3 separate regions of the Homo sapiens genome follow, and regions 2 and 3 are each linked to region 1. A link is a contact called in ENCODE Hi-C or POLR2A ChIA-PET data. All regions are on one chromosome and are shown on one strand. The core of a region is the stretch at or near the end of the contact, and the rest is flanking DNA. Distances in the headings are between cores, read along the strand shown.

Evidence for each region. A loop is a pair of places that touch in the nucleus more often than their neighbours do. ChIA-PET counts read pairs that join two places held with the same protein, here RNA polymerase II (POLR2A). Pooled maps may share reads with other maps.
Region 2: a loop to region 1 is called in a pooled map, with 2.9 times the contacts of the local background. The contact joins the promoter of GP5 here to the promoter of PPP1R2 in region 1. A Hi-C loop is called at or near these places in 1 of 168 maps with a recorded cell type or tissue (naive thymus-derived CD4-positive, alpha-beta T cell) and 2 of 50 pooled maps. POLR2A ChIA-PET finds 5 or more read pairs at or near these places in 4 of 52 experiments (K562, activated CD8-positive, alpha-beta memory T cell, activated T-cell and 1 more).
Region 3: a loop to region 1 is called in a pooled map, with 4 times the contacts of the local background. The contact joins the promoter of LINC01063 here to the promoter of PPP1R2 in region 1. A Hi-C loop is called at or near these places in 1 of 37 single-sample maps with no recorded cell type and 7 of 50 pooled maps. POLR2A ChIA-PET finds 5 or more read pairs at or near these places in 1 of 52 experiments (WTC11).

Annotation. Positions count from the first base shown.
Region 1 is chr3:195,540,444-195,545,120 of GRCh38, forward strand. PPP1R2 (protein phosphatase 1 regulatory inhibitor subunit 2) reads right to left here and starts at 2,882. Exons shown (of 6, transcript NM_006241.8): 1 at 2,461-2,882. The coding sequence starts at 2,582. RefSeq lists a silencer at 2,854-3,093.
Region 2 is chr3:194,397,031-194,401,707 of GRCh38, forward strand. GP5 (glycoprotein V platelet) reads right to left here and starts at 2,236. Exons shown (of 2, transcript NM_004488.2): 1 at 2,208-2,236; 2 at 1-1,254. The coding sequence starts at 1,252. RefSeq lists a silencer at 137-186 and enhancers at 3,066-3,619, 3,620-4,172.
Region 3 is chr3:196,630,479-196,635,155 of GRCh38, forward strand. LINC01063 (long intergenic non-protein coding RNA 1063) reads right to left here and starts at 2,109. Exons shown (of 2, transcript NR_132101.1): 1 at 1,910-2,109; 2 at 1,026-1,167. RefSeq lists enhancers at 1,777-2,531, 4,592-4,677 and a silencer at 1,921-2,000.

The DNA of each region.
Region 1 (4,677 bases), core at 1,632-4,131:
TTCAAAGAGGATCTCATAAAGTTTGCATGACTTGTGACAAATAATAATGTATATTTGGTATGGTTTGAACGTTTGTCCTCTCTGAAACTCACGTTGAAACTTGATCTCCAATGTGGCAGTGTGGAGAGGCACAGCTTTTAAAAGGTGACTGGGTCATGAGGGCTCTGCTCTGATGAATGGATTAATCTATTCACGGATTAATGGGTTATCAAGTGAGTGGTTCTGGTGGCTTTATAAGAAGAGGAAGAGAGACCTGAGCTGGCACGCTCAGCTTCCTTGCCATGTGATGCCCTGCACCACCTTGGAACTCCACAGAGTCCCCACCAGCAAAAACGCTCTCACCAGATGCACCCTTAAGACCCTGGACTTCCAAGCCTCCAGAACCGTAAGAAATAAATTCAGTTTCTTATAAATTATCATTTCAGACATTCTGTTATGACCAACAGAAAACAGACTAAGACTATATTGTATTACTAGTAGAATTAGTTTATTTGCTTTACAGTCACATAACAAGGATCATTAAAAAACCCATCCTTTTTACCACTTGGAACCAAACATCATGAACTTCAATGAATTAGGGTTTGATAGTTCTCTTTAAAGACAGGACTGTAACTCTAACTCGACAGGTCAGTCCCTTTTAAGTGAATCTACCCTGCCACAGATACTACAGAAGAGGCAGCCCTATGCAGTTGAGTCAGTCTAGTATAGTGGCTTTTGAGGCAGAAAGACCTGAATGTAAATCCCAACCAATTACAGAAAGAAAGAGGCCAATCCATAGATTGGGCCCACGGGAAATTACAGCAGATCCAAGTTAAGAATAAACAGAAACTAAAGAAGCAGAGATAAAGAGTAACTCACTTGGTAAATGGACCAAAAGAAACTCACACTGGAGAACAGCTAAATAACATAAATGCCAGTAAGGACCACATTCCTGCTGCTGAAAACCCTGAAGCTACATTTGAGCCTTCTGTAGTTACGTTACTTATCTTTTAATTCCTTTTCTTTTCTTTCCTTTTTTTTTTTTTTTTTTTTTTTAAGAGATGAGGTCTCATTATGTTGCCCAGGCTGGTCTCAAACTCCTGGGATCAAGCAATCCTCCCACCTTGGCCTCTCCAAGTGCTGAGATTACAGGCGTGAGCCACCACGCCTGGATGTTATTTATCTTTTAACTAACTTGGTTCTCCTGCTTCAGTTATGTTCTGGTGAAATTCTGTCTTCTTAATTCCATGACCTACACATCACACTCCCCCAGCACTCCATTTAACGTGGCTTAGCCCAAAGAAGTTGGAAAATTGTGTGTGAGAGAATGTAAGATTCAAGCATCCATGAGCGTGGGAGTTGCTAGACAAAAACTAAGGTCCTTTCCAGCCCCAAAAGGCCACGATTCTAACCTATGAACCTACTCAATATTTCCTTCAAGGTAACACAAATCCCTAAAATTTACCACCACCAAGCAGTAGTTCCTTTTATGGTCCTAAATAAGATCCTTTATCCAGGAATGCCCTAGGTTCCTATATTCTGAGATTTCACAAACATCCTCATTTTAGCTTCTGACTACCAATTTCAATGGTAACTTTTCTTAAGCCTTATTTTCAGAAAGTAGAGTCCTTCTATTTTTAGTATCTTGCAACGCCCAAGCCCCCGTGCACTTCTAACCCACTACAGATACTGTACTGCAACATTTTCTCCGTGCATAAACGCCTACCTTTCTTTTTTTAAAGGCTAGTATATTGTTCCATTATACAAACGTACCGTAATTAATATTTCACCAGCTCTTACTAATGGACTTCCGGTCGTTTCCAATTATATTATAAATATTACATACAATGCTCAGGTCAACAACTTTTTACATGTGTATCTTTAGCGTATGCAAGAGCAACTAAATTACCACTGGGTCATTTCAAGTTGCTCCTCTTTGAACTGTTTTGAGCTTAGATCTATCTCTGAACAGGAACAAAAACTAGAAAGCACCCAAAACTCTGGTTGCAGATGCAGAAATACAGTGTGGCACAATGCTAATGGGGGAAATGGTCTCTTCTTTGACGGATCGCCTATTAGCTTGAGACTAGATCTTAAAGGGTTCCCAAAGCAAGAAAATACACTGTAATTATCGAAGAATTTTAGATACCTCAGAGATGAGGTTAAGAAATAGTAAAAGCTTAACAGTCGAAGATCTGAAGCTTCAATTTCATTCTTTGATGTTCCCGATTACAGAAAGTTCAAAGATGATGTTTAAAAATATTATATATGCCCAAATGCTTAAAAAAAAAAAAGGAAGCATGATAAACGTCATCGCCCAGCCTTCTTAAAGATCGCTCCCACCCGCGGCTAGCCGGGCAGGAGAAGAGACTCGAGCGGCACCCGAGCCGCATCCACGCCGCCCGCCCGCCCCTGGGGTCTGGGTAGGTAACGGGCCCGGCGGGAAGGAGGGGCTCCCAGGCCGTCCCTCCCAGCGCTCACCTCAGCTCCTCGTCGACATTCCCGCGGGGCTGTTCGGCCGACGCCACCATAGAGGAAGTCGTAGAGGTCTTGTTCTTCAAGATCCCCTTGATGGGCCGGTGCGAGGCCGTCGAGGCCGCCATTGCCGGGCGCTCCGGCTGTCGGCTCAGGGTCGCTGCTTGGCGTGGGGTCCGCGAAGAGAAGGGTCGGCACAGCAGAGACTCGCAGGCAGCCGCAGATCCCGCTCAGGGCTAAAGCGGCCGCAACTGCTGCCTCGGAAACGGCTACCGCAGCGGTTGTCACGACACAACGACCCCGACGCCAGAGCCAACGCCGAACGGGTGGCGGCTACTCGCGCACCCTTAGCCACTGGCACTTGACCCGCGGCTCGCGGAGAGACGCCGGCCTAGAGCTCCAGCGCAGGAGCGACGCGACGCCGAAGCCAAGCGGACCCGCCCTCTCGCGATATCTAGGGAGGAGGCGGGGAGAGGGCGGGGCGAGAACAAAGCCGACCTCCTCGCCCCGCCCCCTCCGTCCCGCCCGGGCTGCTCGCCCCGCCCCCGCGCGGCGCTGGGAGGCGGGAGCTGTCTCTGAGAACCTGCGGGAGAGCGCCCGGGCTTGCTGCTTCCCGGACCCGCGCGTCTCTCGAGCACCCTCGTCCCACCACCTTGTGAGGCCGTAGTGTTATTTTTATTTTTTAGATCAGCAGACTGAGACTCGAGGTGACGTCACTCCGCAGAGAGGTTAGCTGACTTGAAGAAAACGGGTATCTCCTCTTTCCATTTCGCCCGTGTAAACAGCCGAACTGCCTATTATAAAAGCATGGACTGCCAGCATTGGAGTGGTCCTTAGAGGCCTATTATGAAATCATAGAATGTCTGCATTGGAATCGCCTCACCTCCTTTTACCGCTGGAGAAGCCGACGGACAGACGGGCAGCGACCCCCGCCGTCGCACAACCCGTCTAGGCAGAGAGCGCAGGAGACGGGAGGGCGGCAGGGACACATCTCCCAGCCAAGGACCTCCTGGGCCCGCAGAGGCCGCGACAGGTTCCCCCCACAGAGGGAACCAACTCTGCCGCAGGTTGATGTGGACTTCAAGCCTGCAGAACGGAGAGCCCATTTCCATTGCTTAAAGCCACCTCGTGTGTGGTATTTGTTATGGTCCCTGTACACTCCCTTCCCTCCCTCTCCCAAGTCCAGTCCGCAGCTCGCTCATCACCAGGCTCTTTTCCATGACTCTTTCTTGATCAGGCCTTTTTATCGTCCTCACCACAGGTTAGAGCACAGCAGACTGAGCCACCCAGAACTGGCCCCTCCGGTGGACCAGCCCCTGCGGATTCACAGACCACTGGTCCTGGAAGGGACCTTGTCAAGCAGGCCCATAAGGTGGCTATTCAGCCTGTTTCTCCAACAACCCCAGGGGCTAGAAGCCCGCCACACCCCCGTGTAACTCATTTTGTTTTTGGACAGCTCTGACTCTGGGAGTTCTTAGATTGAGCTGACACCTCGCTCCCAGCAATGTCTGTCCACTGCTGTGGGGGGTGAGAGGAAGCGTTTTCCCCTATCTAGCCCCTATAGCAGCAGTTTCACTCCCATGGCTCATCTCTGGACCACAGTCTCATCTTCTTTAACACAGGCTCTGTGCCTTTTGAGGATGACCCTGTTCTGTGTCCTTAGGACTCTGCCCCTCAGGGATGACTGTAGGGTTCTGAAAACGATTGTTTTTATCGTCTGGCCCCGAGCCCCTAGCTCCTAGATGAGTTCCTGGCACAGAACAGGGCCTCAGTATGGGAATGGATGTGGATGGAGATAATGGAGGGGAAGTGAGCTGGAAGGGGAGAAGGGAAACAGGGTTGCTGGTCACAGAGTGGAATGTGTTCCCCAGGGATTTGCCTCAGCCAGGGGCCTGCACAGTCACTGTTGGCACTGTCCCCACCTTTGTTCCCAGTCAAATATCCACTGGTGCCGTCTCTCCCTCCCAGGCCAGGACTGCTCAGTGGATCTAACATTACACCCTGACAGCCCTGTCCAGCCCATGGAGCAGAGAGAGAGGGTTCTCAGCGAGGGGAAGCAGGATGGCCACCTCCCTTCCCTTCCTGAGTTCTTTCCACCCCAGTGTTCAACACCTGTGTTGCGTCTCCTGCCCTGTCAGCAGGAGTCTAGGTCAGTGATGGCAATCCTGTTTTCAAGGGAATACACAAACTTCCCTGTATGTTCCAAATTATTGGGCAGATTTG
Region 2 (4,677 bases), core at 986-3,485, 1.1 Mb before region 1:
ACAGGACCTCCGTCAGCCGGGGCAGAGCCCCAAACACGTCGCCAGGCAGGGTCTCCAGCTGGTTGTGGTCGAGCTGGACGCTCTCCAGGCTGCTGAGATTGCGGAAGAGGGCACGGGGCAGGGCGCGCAGCCTGTTGCGGCGCAGGGACACCTGGCGCAGCTTGCCGAGGCCGCGCAGCAAGCCGTCGGGGAGGGCGGTCAGGCCGTTGGAGTGCAGGGCGAGCACCTGGAGCTCGCCAAGGCCCTGGAAGGCGCCCTGCGGAAGCGCGCTCAGCCGCGGGCTCAGAGTCACCCCTAAGTACCGCAGGCGGCTCAGGTTGCGGAAGGCGGCGGCGGGCAGGGTGCGCAGCTGGGTGCGGTTCAGCCACAGCTCCTGCAGGCCCCCCATCTCCCCGAAGAGCACCCCCGGGAGCTCTGCCAGCGGGTTCTCGAACAGAGTCAACAGAGTCAGATTGTGCGAATGAAGAAAGAGCGCAGAGGGGAGAAACGCAAGGTGGTTTCTCGAAAGCGTCAAAGAACTGAGGTTTGGGAGCCGGTCGAAGGCCCCGGGTGCGATGGAACGGATGTGATTTCGGTGGAACTGCAGCTCCGTCAGGGCGCCCAGGCTGTTCAACAGCCCCGAATCCAGAGACACAAGGCGGTTCGAGTGGAGCAGAAGTCTCTCGAGCTTAGCCTGTGCTCCAAGCAACCCCTTGGGCAGGTGGGTCAGGTTGTTTCCCGATAAATCCAACAACTTCAGGTTCTCCAGATTCGTGAAGAGACTGGCAGGAAGGAAATCGAGCTGATTCTGGTTCAGAGCGAGCTCCTGCAGGTTAACCAGTTTCTGAAACATGTTTTGGTCAATGCCCCTTAGCGCATTGTGGTCCAAAAACAACTGCTCCAGGAGCACCATCTTATCCAGCAGCGCACCTGGAAGATGCGTGATTTTGTTGCGCGACAGCCTCAGGGTTTTCAGTTTTATCAGGTCACTGAAGGTGCCGGGGGCAACGGCGGAAATGTGGCTGTCGGAGATCATGAGGCGCTGCAGGACGGTCATGCCGCTGAAGCTCTGGCTCTGCAGGACGCCGCGGCCCATTCCGAAGAGCAGGATGTGCGTGAGGTTGGTGGGCAGGCCTAGCGCGGAGATGCGCGCCACGTCGCCCCCCGAGCACTGCGCGGCGTCCCGGAAGACACACTTGCAAGCTGGCGGACAGGGGAAGGGCTGGGCGCGCAGAAGCCCGAGCACCGCGCACAGTAGAGTCCCCCTCAGCATGTCTGAAAAAGCAACCGTGGGAGTGTGGTCAACACACAGGAGCGTTCGCGCCTGTACTGAACCCTGGGATCCTGCACTTTGTGCAGAGGCACAATCCTTTCGCCAGAATTCTCACTCCCTCTTTTCTTAGGACTACAGATTTCCCTACGTGGTGAAAAGACACTCATTCTACACTGCGTGGCCTCATGCTTTTGCTTTATTGATTTTCCACTCTCAGTTTAAAGCATTGAGATTACAGAGTTTTCAAGCTACCGAATAGCCAATACTTTAAAGTCCTTACATAGAGAATTAAAATAATCATTCTCACATTCAAGCTCACAGACATCACAAAGCAATGTCCATTGTGAAAACGGCTCTGCTCTTGACTTTATAACTTACCCTGCATTGGCTATAACCAACAGTCAAGAAGGGAACAGCAAAGTCTGCAGCCACCACCATCTGATTCTTTTGCTCACAATCATGCTATTTCCACAGTACCAAGTTACTCTATTAAAGGACACCCCCAAAACAGCGAACACCTTCAATCAACAGCCAACAAAAGCATATAATAATACCTATCACTTTACGCCATGCATTGTTCTCAGCTCTTTATTTATACTACATGCATTTAATCCTTACAATAACCTTAGGAGGTAAGTATATTATCCCCGATTCAAGGATGAAGGCACAGAGGCACAGAAAGGCTCAACAGTATAACTAGGGTCACATAGAATTTGAGGGTAGTATTTCTGACTTAGCCATAAAGAGCTACTATTTCTAAGATGCTTAACTAAAGGTAATACTCACGGCACTGAATTTTCTGGGAAATGCACACCATACTACTAACCTGCCAAAACAATGTTTCCTAAGCGAAATTTTACATAAATTGCTTCTCGTGCAATTTTACTTCTCATGCACACACAGACTAAAGAGCCCTCTAATTTCCTATACTAATGTTTAAAATATTTGGCCTTACCTGAAATGGTTCTGCACTCCAAAGTAACTGAAAGACTTAGAGCTCTGCATGTGATTCGACACTTTCCACAGGAAGAGGGTGGTATCCTTGCATCCTGAGGATAAAGACTTTACCAGAGTAGGTCAGGAAAGGACCCTATCTCAGAGCCCTTGTTCTGGTTTTTAATGACAAATATCTTCAAACCGAGAGACCATATATAACCTGATTCCTACTGTCAAAGCCAAGAGCAGTGGGGAGAGTTTTTCCATAAATGGCACAATATAACTCTATGATGCCAGGGAAGTTCAGTGATACAGCTGGATCACTGCAGTAGCCACACCCCTAGATGGGCCACACTTCCCCTGGGTCTTCCTTTTCATGCCACATGGCCCTAATTTCCCACCCAGGTTTTTTTTTTTTTTTTTTTTTTTTTTTTTTTTTTTTTTGGTATGTGTTGTTTTTCTTTCTCCGCTTAGCAATAAAGCTAAGAACATTCTCAAATCCTCCATTTTTTTCTTCCTTTTGGGACTAATAAGGCTAAGAACATCTTTGAACTTGTTCAACAATGGCATTGCTAGGTTGCAGGATGCTCACTTGTTGTTTTTTTGGTGGGGGAGGGGGACTCTGTCGCCCAGGCTGGGGTGCAGTGGTGCGATCTCGGCTCACTGCAACCTCCTGCTCCCTGGTTCAAGCAATTCTCCTGCCTCGGCCTCACAAGTAGCTGGGATTACAGGCACACACCATCACGCCCAGCTAATTTTTTGTATTTTAGTAGAGACGGGGTTTTACCGTGTTGCCCTGGCTGGTCTTGAACTCCTGAGCTCAGGCAATCCGCCCGCCTCGGCCTCCCAAACTGCTGGGATTACAGGCATGAGCCACCACGCCCGGCCGCTCACATGTTCAGTTTAACTGGGGAAAGTCAAACTGCTCTCCAAAGTGGTTGTGTTGGTCTACGATGACACCTGCCATTTGTGAGAGTTCCTGTGCTTCCTCTCTGCCCACACGTGGCACTTCCTGCTTTTTGCCATTTCTATGAAAGATATCTCAGCATGATTTTAACTTTTCCTTTCCCTGTTTAATGATGAACTTGAACACCTTTTCACATAATTAAGGCCCACTTGTGCTTCATTTGAGAAAGCTGGGTTTCCTTTTGCCCATTTGTCTATAGGCAAAACGTGTCTACGTGTCTTTTGAACACACTGATAATGCTGTCTGCATTAAGACTTCCGGCCAGCCGCCCTGTCCGGGAGGGAGGTGGGGGGGTCAGCCCCCCGCCCGGCCGGCCGCCCCATCCGGGAGGTGAGGGGCGCCTCTGCCCGGCCGCCCCTACTGGGAAGTGAGGACCCCTCTGCCCGGCCAGCCGCCCCATCCGGGAGGTGGGGGGCGCTTCTGCCCGGCCGCCCCTACTGGGAAGTGAGGAGCCCCTCTGCCCGGCCACGACCCCGTCTGGGAGGTGTGCCTAGCGGCTCATTGGGGATGGGCCATGATGACAATGGCAGTTTTGTGGAATAGAAAGGCGGGAAGGGTGGGGAAAAAATTGAGAAATCGGATGGTTGCCGGGTCTGTGTGGATAGAAGTAGACATGGGAGACTTTTCATTTTGTTCTGTACTAAGAAAAATTCTTCTGCCTTGGGATCCTGTTGATCTGTGACCTTATCCCCAACCCTGTGCTCTCTGAAACATGTGCTGTGTCCACTCAGGGTTAAATGGATTAAGGGCGGTGCAAGATGTGCTTTGTTAAACAGATGCTTGAAGGCAGCATGCTCGTTAAGAGTCATCACCACTCCCTAATCTCAAGTACCCAGGGACACAAACACTGCGGAAGGCCGCAGGGTCCTCTGCCTAGGAAAACCAGAGACCTTTGTTCACTTGTTTATCTGCTGACCTTCCCTCCACTGTTGTCCTATGACCCTGCCAAATCCCCCTCTGCGAGAAACACCCAAGAATGATCAATAAAAAAAAAAAAAAAAAAAAAAAAGACTTCTATCCTTCAAGACACCATAAAAAAGGGGAAAAGATAAACCACAAACTAAAGATATTTGTAACACCTATAGCTGACAAAGGCTTAATGTCAGAAGATATAAAGAATCATGGGATCCAATCCCCTTTGATGCAGCCTAATGCAGTCAGAGCCCAGTAAAGGCTGGGTTGACTGAAATTACCTTCAAAGTCACGCAGCCCTGGACCACAGGGAAGAGCCACTGCCTCTGCCAGGTATCGCGGGAGGTCTTTCAGTTCCGATCAAGGAATGCAACTCCAGAGCCCTGAACTGCTACACTGGTGACCTGGTAAGTCCGTCATGCATAGGCACATCGAGTGAAAGCCTCCCCGCCCCCTTGCCCATGAAATTGCCAGGGAGCCAACATGACAGACTGGGAAGGCGAGCTGTGAAACAGAGTAAGATGCCGATGGCTCAAATTCCTGTGGCCCTTCTTTAGCCTATTTCCCCAGGAAAACCTCCAGTCAGAATGGCCTCTACATTTTGTCCCTT
Region 3 (4,677 bases), core at 859-3,358, 1.1 Mb after region 1:
TGGTCCCAGCTACTGGGGAGGCTGAGGTGGGAGGATCGCTTGAGCCCAGGAGGAGGTTGCAGTGAGCTGAGATAGCATCACTGAACTCCAGCCTGGGTGACAGAAAGAGATCCCATCAAAAAAAAAAAAAAGAAGAAAGAAGAAAGAAAGAAAGAAGGAAAGAAAAAGAAAGAAAGAAAGAGAAAGAAAAGAAAGAAAGAAAGAGAAAAAGAAATTCCACTGCATGGATATACTGTATCCACTCGTCAGTTAGTTGATGGACATTTGGGTTTTTTCCACTTCTTGGTAATCATGAATGATGCTGTTCTGAACATTCATGTTCGGGTGTTAGTATAGCATGGCTTCAGGTGTTAGTATAGCATGTCTTCAGGTGTTTGTATAGCATGTCTTCATTTCTTTTAGGTCCCTAGGAATGGAATTTGTGAGCCACCTGATAACTCCATGCTTTTACCTTTTGAGGAGCTGCCAGACTCCTTTCCAAAGTTTCTGCACCATCTTACATTCCCACCAGCAGTGTATGAGGGTCGCAGTTTCTCCACATACTTGTTTTATTTGACCTTTTGATGCTAGGCATCCTAGTGCATATAAAGTGATATGTCATTGTAGTTTTTGTTTTTGGGGTTTTTTTAGACAGGGTTTCACTCCCGTCACCCAGGCTGGAGTGCAATGGCACAATCTCGGCTCACTGCAACCTCTGCCTCCTGGGTTCAAGTGAGTCTCCTGCCTCAGCCTCCTGAGTAGCTGGGATTACAGGCACAGGCCACTGTGCCCGGCTAATTTTTGTATTTTTTTGTAGAGACGGGGTTTCACCATGTTGGTCAGGCTGGGTTTGAACTCCTGGGCTCAAGCGATCCACCTGCCTCAGCCTCCCAAAGCGCTGGGATTACAGGTGTGAGCCACAGCGCCTGGCCTCTCATTGCAGTTTTGATTTGCATTTCCCTGATGACAAATGATATCAAGCATCTTTTCACATGATTACTGGCCATTTGTATACCTTCTGTGGAAATGTGGTAACACCCTTTGCTGATTTTAAAATAGGGTTATTTGTTTATTATTGAGTTGAAATAATTCCTTCTTTTGAGTGTCAGTGACTGAGGTTCGCTGTGACACAGAGGGGTTCTCCTGGAGAGCTATGGCACATGCTCCATATTAAAAGGCAACATGATGCTGTCAGGAAGAACACAAAAGCAATTATAAAAACGTGTTAGTACATATTTATGCATCTTTTTTCTTACTCTCTCTTTGCTATCTATTCTCACAGCTCTAAATATGAATTATTTCTCTAGGTAGAGGCCAAGCATGAGTCAGCTTCTCCCAAGAATCAGTTGCCTGGGCTTCGAGACAGTTTTCTGCCGTATTTTGGGTAATTGTAGTTGCCAGGAGTCTGACTTCTGAGGGTGTCAGGTGCCATTTGCCGTTAAGTGGAGATAGTAGGTTGAACAGGGTGGGACTAATTGGGGCCAGTTTTGAGGAGGTGAATCTTTAGTGAAATCGCCAAGAACACAGTGGTGAGGACCTGGCAGAGAGGAGGAGATTCCAAGGCTGGGGGAATTGGGTAGTGGCGTCTGGGCACTGGGTCCTGTAGAAGGGAATTGGCGAGATGAATGAGCAGGGCTTCACAGGTGTGACTGATCTTGGTAAAGACGGTGAGAAGCCGTGACCAGGCAGGGTGTGCATGGGAGCAGTGAAAGGTCTAAAATTCAGCCTTTGAGCTCAGTGCTAGGTTCATGCTAGTAATTGGTTCCGATAGGTTAAGCTTCCTCTGGTTTGCCGGTGTGAGAAGAAAGAAAAACCTACTCCTCCCTGTTTCCGCCTCACCAGCTTCCCTTCTCTGCCAGCCCCACCCTGCCCCCGGCCCGTGTGGCTAAACTGCCCAACTGCCGATTAAAACCCGCACCTCCCAACATACCTCGCACCACCCAGAGGCCCCGGTCCCCGCCATTCATTCCGCTCCCGGCCGGGAGTCGCTCTAGCCAATCACCTTCCAGGCTCAGGGCGGCCGAGGCAGGGCCTCTGCCTCTTCGGGGGGCCTCTCCCTCCCCCTGCCCCTGATTGTGGCTGAACTGCCACCGCTTGATAGCAAACCACACTCGGCACAGGAAGGAGAACAGCGCCCGCGGCCCCGGGCCTCCATGAAATCAGCAAGGGCGCGCTCCTCCCACCGCCGCGCTGCTGAGCCTCCCGCCTTTCCTTCCGGTCGCTCGCGCCTCGAGAGGCGCCGCAGGGAGCCCTCTGCCGGTCCCGCCCTTCGCTGTTAGCGCTTAGGATCTGGTGCCTTTTCACGTGGGGGCGGGTGGGCGGGAGGCGAGTCTGGGGTCTTCGGGCCGGGCCTCCGCTCTCTGGCAGTTTGCACCTTGCTCCACTCACTGGCCTGCGGTCTGTGTTCACTCCTCCTCCTCTCCCACGTCTCAGGAACCTGCAGCTGGCCCCCGAGCCCGCGCCCTCCCGGTTCTAGGAATTCACCACTTTCTTGCCTTTGTTTGGGTATCTTTTGTTTGGAGCCAGAGCCGGCTCCAAGGAGGAGCTGCCGGAGGGTGCTAGGCTTTTTGCAGAGGAAGTGAGGAGCAGAGTGATAGGGCGTGAAGTCAGAGGGAGCAGAGAAGGGGCCGAATCCAGCGGGGCCCGGATCATGCAGGGCCCGGAGCCTGTGGTGAGGACTCCGGGATTTATATTCACCAATTATGAGAAAGGACTTCTCGGCCGGGCGCGGTGGCTCACACCTGTAATCCCAGCACTTTGGGAGGCTGAGGCCGGCGGATCGCCTAAGGTCAGGAGTTCGGGACCACCCTGGACAACATGGTGAAACTTTGTCTCTACTAAAAATACAAAAATTAGCCAGGCGTGGTGGTACATGCCTGCAATCCCAGATACTTGGGAGGCTGAGGCAGGAGAATCGCTTGAACCCAGGAGGCGGAGGTTGCCGTGAGCCGAGATCGTGCCACTGTACTCCAGCCTGGGCAACAAGAGCGAAACTCCGTCAAAAAAAAAAAGAAGAAGAAGAAGAAGAAGAAAAGAAAAAAGCAAAGAAAGAAAAGAAAGAGGACTTATCAATGACCACAAATGACTAAGTCCTCAACCTCTCCAACAGCTCTAGAGCAAATGACACTTTAGCCTGTGCTGAGCCCCTACAAGGTGCTAGACCAAGTATTCTTGGGGATATATACAAATGTGAACAAGCCAGAGACCCTGCCTGGCAGGACTCACTGTCCAGGGGGAAGGCAAAACTGCAAAGATGAGCTGGGACGCCCCATGGGAAACGCTGGACAGAGTCAGCCACAAAGCCATCCCCTTGCAGCCTCCTCCTTGGCATGGCCTTATTTTCCTTGTTGGATCCCTAGTGTCCTACCCCATGCCAGGTCCCACCCCAGGAGGGTCCAGTTCACACTTCCAGAAAGTTTGGGCTGCACTGTCCCAGCGGCTGTGCCCTTCGTGCTCTCCCGCTCCCAGGACTCTCCCAGCACCGCGTGCCCATTTTCCCCAAGGTCCTTTCGGCCCTGGACCAGACCATGGTTAGTTATGGGTGCCCCTTCCCCTCGCTGTCCCACTCCACGCCCTGGCACTGATAGGACACTTCCATGTTATCTTTGCACCACCTGGACTCTTTGATCATATGTTGATACTGTCGGTGTTTCAGGACAGGAAGAGGCAGTGTCCCCACAGAGGTCAGTCACCGGAGTCAGTGGCTGCGGGAGGCCATGGGCAGCAGGGAGCTAGAGGAGCTGATCTCAGGATTGGAGACCGCCACCTCCTCCAGGAGGAGAAACACGCGGGGAAGAGCCCCCAGCCCCACCCCACCCCCGCACTGCCTTCAGCCTCTGCATTGACCCCTCCGCTTTTCCAGGATGGGCATCATGAGGCGTTGAGTGGTACCAATGTGGGCGGTGGGCTCTCCTCTTTCCGGTTTTAATTCTTGGTTCTTAAAAACTCCGTTCCAAATGAGGGAAATGAAACTACTGAACACTCTCCCCCAGCAGCCAGCTGACGTGGGGCAAGAGAACAATTCCCAGTTAAGGCCCCAAAGGAAATCCCCTCCCTGCCATGTGCTGAGGCTGGAGAAGTGGGGGCTGGAGAACTGGAGAAGTGGGGGCTAGGAGAAGTGGAGGCTGGAGAAGTCGGGGCTAGGAGAACTGGGGGCTGGAGAACTGGGGGCTGGAAAGGGGGGGCTGGGAGAAGTGGGGGCTGGAGAACTGGGGTCTGGAGAAGTGGGGGCTGAAGAAGTGGAGGCTGGAGAAGTGGGGACTGGGAGAAGTGGGGGCTAGAGAAGTGGGGGCTGGGAGAAGTGGGGACTGGGAGAAGTGGGGGCTAGAGAAGTGGGGGCTGGGAGAAGTGGGGTCTGGAGAAGTGGGGGCTAGAGAAGTGGAGGCTGGAGAAGTGGGGGCTGGAGAAGTGGGGGCTGGGAGAAGTTGGGGAGGCTCTATCTAGCTCACTGCTCCGCCACCAAGGTGAAGGGCCTGTCTGTGGCCAGCGGCTGAGAGCCCACAGCACAGCGGAGAACCCCAGAGGCAGGAGCAAGAGGACCATGATTTTGCCCGGGGTGAGCCGCCAGTTCCAGGTCCCCATGGCTCCACTGCTAGGTGCAATCCCTGTGCTCCTCTCTCACAGACCTGTCTGGAGTGGGGAGCAGCCCTGGCTCCTCCCATGGCTCCCTTGCACACCGAGTTGTGTCCCCTCTCACAG